2 separate regions of the Mus musculus genome follow, and region 1 is linked to region 2. A link is a contact called in ENCODE Hi-C or POLR2A ChIA-PET data. All regions are on one chromosome and are shown on one strand. The core of a region is the stretch at or near the end of the contact, and the rest is flanking DNA. Distances in the headings are between cores, read along the strand shown. Region 1 has its middle 21 kb from the start of Gm34079. Region 2 has its middle 19 kb from the start of Gm33926.

Region 1 (3,430 bases), core at 866-3,365, 40 kb before region 2:
CCGGAGTCCTCTCCAAGGGCATGTCCCCAGTGACCTAAGGACCTCCTCTTCTGCCCTACTTCTTAAAGGTTCTACTATCTCGCCAAAGCCCTACTCTGGGGACCAAGCCTTTAGCGCATGGCCACCAAGGACATTAAACATGTATACTCTTACAGTCTATGTCCCTGGCTCACAGGGCAAGGGGGTGGACATGACTCCTTCTGGAGAAGGTTTTCCTGAAGTCTTAATCTCCATTGTCTACCAAATACCACCATGCCCACCCGAAGCACCCTTAGGTGGGTTGTGGTTGAAGAAATTGAGGGCCATATGCTTATAGGGCTCAGGACATCTAAGCTCATTCCTGGGAAATAAGGAAGTGTAGCATCCCTGGCTTGAAGCGACTCTTGCGAATGTGGAATGATGTGGCTTCCGTATCTTCTTACTTATGAAAATAATCCCGGATCCTAAAATCGCTGCACATTTTCTAAAAAGCTGCCTTCATGCCACAGCTGTCTATGGGCCAGAAGTTTGTGGAGGGAATTTGGGCCCTTCCTCTGGAAGCTGTGGTCAACTTCCCAGGTGTCCCCACGGGGCCTTCTCAGGTTCTGGGACTCCCCAGCTGCTGCTGCTGCTGCCCTGTGGTTTCAGTGTGCTGGGATTATTAATGCCAGATGTTCTTAATGCCTTAGAAATAAAGGATCCTCCTGATGAAAACCAGACATAGTTCGTCGGATGTGAAAGAGGCAAAGAGGAGTTTCTCTAGAGAGTAGGCCTCACTTCTCCACAGACTCAAAGCAGACACCTGAACTTGGAGCTGCTCTTGGTAGCGTCTCGATGCCCTTTCTGTAGCCCCATACCAGCTCAGGGATGCACACTGCTCTCAGGAAGCTGTGTGTGCCTCCAGGTAGCCCTGTGGGGATAGTGACAGCCCAACGTGGTTGGATGCACCAGGCATGGGTGAATGAAGCATAGACAGACTTGAGCTGGCCCTCTGGTTCCTGTCAGCCATACTGTCTGTGTGCTCGCCAGGGGATGGGGGTAGCGGTTCATGCATCTTTCAACAGCAGGGCCAACAAGTCTGCAGGTGCGTGTGGAAGCACATCCCACACAGACTCGCTGCCTTTGGCCACCCCAGCTGTACCTCTGGTGGCATAAGGACAGATGTGGGGAGGCCCAGAGCAGGGTGCTTCTAGCCACAGACCACAGATGACTCCGGAGGAGGAGGTAGGATCAGGTGGCCACCCAAGGGCTCCACCAGTGTCCTTTGATGTCTACACCCCAGGGCTAAACATGCTGGAGATTTTTATCTACCTTGGAAACCCGAAGTTATTAAGTAACAGCTACGTTAAGGTCCCATTTCTCTTTGTAATCAAAGGAGAGATTTCTTTCAGCACAGCCTGGGGTTAGGCTAGCAGGCTCTGAGTTGCTGCAAGCTCTGCTTCCTCTGAGACTCGGGTACTTGCCTCTGTGCCACACTGCCTGGGTCTGCCTTCCCTTTGGCCCTGAACTCAAGTTCTCAAGGGCTCCTCTGACGTCCTCTGAAACTGGAGAATGGTGGGCAATGCAGAAGGGAGGCTGAGCTATCTTTTGAGCCGTGAGAGGCCAACTCTGGAGGTGCCACTCTCCAATTCCACACACTGCCACCCTCATGTTCCTCAGACTCCAGATGCACCCTTAGTCTGGAGATGTCGCAAGTTTATATTTAGAAAAGGTGTGTCTACACTGAGACCCTCAGTCTGTTTACACCTCATGTCCTCATCTTCTAAATGTGGAGGACAAGGAGGTGCTCCCAGAATAGGGATAATAGAATATACCCAAACTCTCCATTCATCAGCCCCGAGTTCTCCTCCCCGCCCATCCCTTACTCTACAGGGCTTAGCACAGCGTATGCCTTCATAGCTATACAGCTGAGTGAGGTCGGGATGCAGGATGCTATAGGGAAGCCTTTGTCCTCTCCTCAGAGCGATTTCACTCCCCAGGGCCTGGTTCCAACCTCCACTCAGATGACATGGCTCCTGCCAAGTCCATGGCCTCTTCTCCTCTCCTGGTGGCTCAAGGCCCAGTTTTTGGAGACATTTGGCTTTGATGCACCTCTAAGTGCTGGGACAAGTTACTTGGAGGCCTTTAAGCCCAAACAAGGTCAGACATTGTACCCTATCTCCTTGTGCAGACAGGCCTCCGCCCTCAGCGGCCCTGCAAAGAACTTGCAGAGGGTAAAAGTGTGAGTTGTTAAGACTGTACTCACCGCCAGCTGCAGTGCTTGGTCAGACTCGGCCTCGCTCATTGATTATGCTTAGGCCTCTATTTTTATAACAGTGTGTGTGTGTGTGTGCTATAAATATAGTATTGTATATGATTATATCATATATATGTATACACACATATATACATACATATACATGTATATATACACACACATACACACACACACACACACATATATATATACACACACATATATACATACACACACACATATATATATACACACATACACACACACACATATATATATATACACACACATATATACATACACACACACACATATATACATATATACACACACATATCATGTCATATCCTACACACTATGATTTCATGTGCCTTGCTGAGATAAAGCCCTCAGAGTAAGGGTTGCACCTGGCTCTCCAAGCTCTGGGCTGCCACTGGTCCAGAGCCCACCAGCACTTGCTGACTTTGGGCTGAGCCTGGCCAGGAAATGCTGCTGTTTCCAAACCACAACACGATCGCTTTGGTGATGAGGTCACTTAAAGAAGAAGCAAGGCCCATTTGTTCAATACTTGGGGGGGGGGGGTGTCTCTGTGTGTGTGTGTGTGTGTGTGTGTGTGTGTGTGTGTGTAGCATAAGCATCCTTGTGGGTCAGGCTCATGTGCGGAGGCCAGATGAGGATGTCAGACATCCCACTCTGTCATTACCATTTTATTCCTTTAATACAGAGTCTCTCACTGAAACTACAAAGAGGCTGTCAACCAGCAAGCCTATCTCTGTCCCTGCGATGAGGTTACAGGCATGAGTGTAGCCTCACTCAGCCTTTTACAAGAGAGCCAGAGATTTGAACTCAGGGACTCATGCTTGCTTAGCAAAACCTCTTAGTCACTCAGCCAACTCCCCCAATCCCCATTTATTCAATTGCGAGTTGGAAGTGGACCAGCATACTGGCTTAGGGCTGCTGACCAGCTTTGGGTGACAGTTGGTACATACACTGGACAGTCCAGTACCCTGGAGAGTATGGTGCAGGGAGCAGAGGAGCCCAGCCTGCTGATCTAGAGCTTGTCCCCAGCTATACAAGGGTTGCTGCTGCTTTGTGTAAGCAGTCTAGTGTCACCATGGAGAGAGCCACTGAGAATGTGGATCAGCTTAGATTTCACCTTCTAGAAAGCCTTTCTTTGTCACTGATATGTCCCATACAGGGCTGTAAGCGGGAAGG
Region 2 (3,343 bases), core at 19-2,518:
GGTGACCTTCAGGTTCTAATTGGGAACCAACCGTAAGACAAGCCCTCCAGAAATTTTACTCTACCCTGAGACAGTTGAAAATCCTGATGCACAGCCTGAACCCCGCCAGCGAACCCCAGATTACCGAGGGTTAGACCCAGTTTCCCGCACTTAAAATTTTAAATTAATACATATAAATCTAAAACTTACACACATTAATGGGGAACCATGGAATGTGTCCTCATTGCTTAGTGTTTATCTCCTTGAACATTTAGGCATCAGCACACTTTCAAGTTCCGGAGGTGATTCTGATGAGGCCAACAGCCACCTGCTTGCATGCTTTCCAAGCCAGCAGGCATCTCATCCTGCAGGAGGGCTGTGAACCAGTCAGACCCTTTTCCTTAGGTTCTGTTTTAAGATCTGCATTTCTAAGATGCTCCTAGGCAATACTGGTGCTTCAGGAGTGAAGCCAATGAGGTAGAAGAAGAGGCAGAGGAAAAGCCACACGTAGATCCCAGTAGCCATCGTTAAGGTGTGACGGAGGCTTTCCAGAACAGGTCCTACCTGGTCCTATTTACCTAAGTGGTGACATGCTGCTCCCCGGGGCAGGTTCTTCCACACACCCAAGCTATGCATGGGAACCTACCCTCTTTCTTTGAGTCTAATTGCTGCTATATAGATGGGGAATTGGGACCTGGTGTTCAGGGCCCTAGGGAATGGCTGGGCAAGTTACACACCATCAGGAGCCACCATCCCATGAGCCTGAACTATGCCCTCTTCCTCCCACTTGTTGTCAAGCCTAAGAGGCTTCCTGCTTAAAGCCCAGCAGGTCGCCATGGAGATTTTCATAGCGTGCTTCCAAAAACCCAATGCCTATGTTTGCTTTAACTGTTCAGCAATGCCCCTTGGTGTTTTCCAAAGGAGCTGTCTCTTCCTTGTGGCCCCTAATGATGGGATGGTTAGATCTGGCTTGTGGTACATGGGTGGTACCCACCAGACTTCATCCTCCATCCTACTTAGCCTGGCTGACCCAGACAACCCTGCACTAGGTTCTTGGCTTGGGAGGAGCCCAGGGCCTCCCTCGCTGCCACCACACATTTCTGATTCCGTCTCCTCCCCAGGGAGATAAACCTGCTGGAGGAATTTGTTTTCTCAGGCAGTGCACACTGCATCCCACAGAAGTGCAGCTGAGTCACTGTGCTGGTTTCCTCCGAGAGCCGCCTCCCTTCCAGCCTGCTCAGGCTTCTCCTTTCCGGGAGGCGCTTCCTGACCTGACTACGTGTCCTGGGTGGTTCTGTCTTGTGATCCGAGACCAGCTGCCACCACATTCCTTCCATGACACTTGGCTGGTGTGGGTGGGCAGCTGTGAGTGGGCTCTTATCGGTGGGGCCCCCCACTACAAAGAGAACTCAGCGGCCCAGGAGGCCAGCTGGTGGGGGACAAAGGTCCACAGGCATCCCACAGGGAGAAAGAAGGTGGGAAGAGCTCGTTGGGGGTTGTGGGACCATCCGACTTATGAGATGGGTGCCACCTCTATGGGGTGTGAAGATGCTGGAGAAGAATGCGCAAGTCAACTGGTGCCAGCATTCTTGATGCTGAGATCAGGGCTCATAAAGCCAAGCAACCTCTCCCTCACTCGCACTCAAGACTTCACCCCAAACCTCCCTCTTCCCAAAACCTTATCGGCTCCACCCTTTCCTCGTTCAACTGATCAGTCATAACCATGTCCTTTCCATGCTTGGGAGGTTTCTCTCACTGCCTACATCCCAAACTCCTAGACCTCCTACTTGTTATTGGCATGAGTTTGACTGGGCGACTAGGCACTGTCACCAGTAACTCTAAACTCTAGCCAGAGCCATGGGCACTGTGGTAATCTCTCTCTCTCTCTCTCTCTCTCTCTCTCTCTCTCTCTCTCTCTCTCTCTCTCGCTTGCGCGTGTGTGTGCGCGCGCATGTGCAGACAAGCTTTTTGGCCTCCAACCCCTCCCTCCAGTGTGGAGATTCCCACAGGGGTCATTGATAGACCAGAGTTAGGATACAGGGCTGGCAACATCTTTCTCCAGATGTTGCTTTGGGGAAGGTCTACAGATGCCCGGTAACTGGGCTAGTCCCAGAAGTTTCCTGAAGATGTCAGCCAGGGAGCTGTGTTCTAACTGGGTAGACCCACTTTCTTGAAGATCAAGCCTCACATGTTCTCCATCCTGGATGGAGGTGGGAGAAAGGAAAAAGAAGCGAGGTGCACAGGCCAGGTCCCTTGGTGGCAGCTGAGCCTTGGGACCTGCCACCAACCACAATTACTTGTTTCTACCTATAATTTCATGTTGAGAGGCCACAGGTGATGGAAAAGGAAATTGGTCCCCATGGGCAGAACACTGTTCTGATATGCACTTATTATCAAAGCAAAGATATCACCAAGCACTCCTGGAAGTGGGGTGCGCCTGCAGAGAGGAAGAGAGAGGCAGACAAGAGATAAGAGGAGATGTTTGGGGGGTTGGGCACTCCCGTTAGCCAAGAACCTTTATTGTAAAGTTCAGAACACTTTTTTGCAATCTCCTGACCCGTTCTTCCTCTCAAATCCATGTTGTCCTCTCTAGGGCTCATCCAAACAGAACTAAAGAAGCTAAGAATATTTTAATATGAGTGCTCTCGGTTTCACATAACCCGTGTATGTCTAAAGACCTGTGTGTTCTGTTAATTAGCTTTATTGTAAATCGAATTCTGTTTTAAATGCACTAAGGAAGTTTGGAGCTTAAAATAATCTGATGGCAAAGTCTTTGTTTTCAAAAGCAGTCACGGCTCATTACGCTTGAGTTCATAGCCTCTAATCTGACCACCTCAAAATCATAGCCAGGACAGTTTTCTGATTAACATTATCACAGAAATTCACAGATGGAAGGAAACTCAGGTGTGATCACTGTGGTTTCCAGAGGCTTTCTCTTCCCTTTTTAGCTATAGAACTAGTTTGCCAAATGGAATCTCACCAGCAATGGATGAATTAGACAGGGGAGCATGCCCAGCTGAATCGGGGTTGAGCACACAAAGCTATGCATGCATCTTACTGTATTTCCCCTTGATGTCTCTGAGCACTTCATGGGCACACCAGTTTGGAAGGTGTTGCCTTCAGAGTGTTGTAAACATTCTCTGTGACTAGATAGTCTGGCTGTTTCATAAATGCAGATGTCTGTGGACAGACAGGGAACTAAGATGCTGACCTAAGCAAGTATGGAAATAGAAGCTGTAAGTCTGAGAGTCTGAAGGAGGAAAGACTCTCTATAAGCCTTGTATGCCAGTTGATGAGCTAATTTCCACAGGGCAGTGACCTAACAAATCTGAAATGAATATATATATATATATATATATATATA

What was found. Hi-C counts contacts between places; a loop is a spot of excess contacts on that map. ChIA-PET counts read pairs that join two places held with the same protein, here RNA polymerase II (POLR2A).
Region 1: a loop to region 2 is called in a map of heart, with 1.8 times the contacts of the local background. The contact joins two enhancer-like sites. A Hi-C loop is called at or near these places in 2 of 37 maps with a recorded cell type or tissue (both heart). POLR2A ChIA-PET finds 5 or more read pairs at or near these places in 2 of 5 experiments (Patski and embryonic stem cell).

The regions. Positions count from the first base shown.
Region 1 is chr7:67,498,301-67,501,730 of GRCm38, reverse strand. No RefSeq gene overlaps it. Among named protein-coding and RNA genes, the nearest start is that of Gm34079, 21 kb to the left of the region's middle. Within about 2 kb of position 2,115, at least 1 of the 3 ENCODE cell types and tissues checked has a DNase peak (open chromatin) inside an H3K27ac peak, as active enhancers do; it is heart, where a contact is called at or near this core.
Region 2 is chr7:67,457,901-67,461,243 of GRCm38, reverse strand. No RefSeq gene overlaps it. Among named protein-coding and RNA genes, the nearest start is that of Gm33926, 19 kb to the right of the region's middle. Within about 2 kb of position 1,268, at least 1 of the 3 ENCODE cell types and tissues checked has a DNase peak (open chromatin) inside an H3K27ac peak, as active enhancers do; it is heart, where a contact is called at or near this core.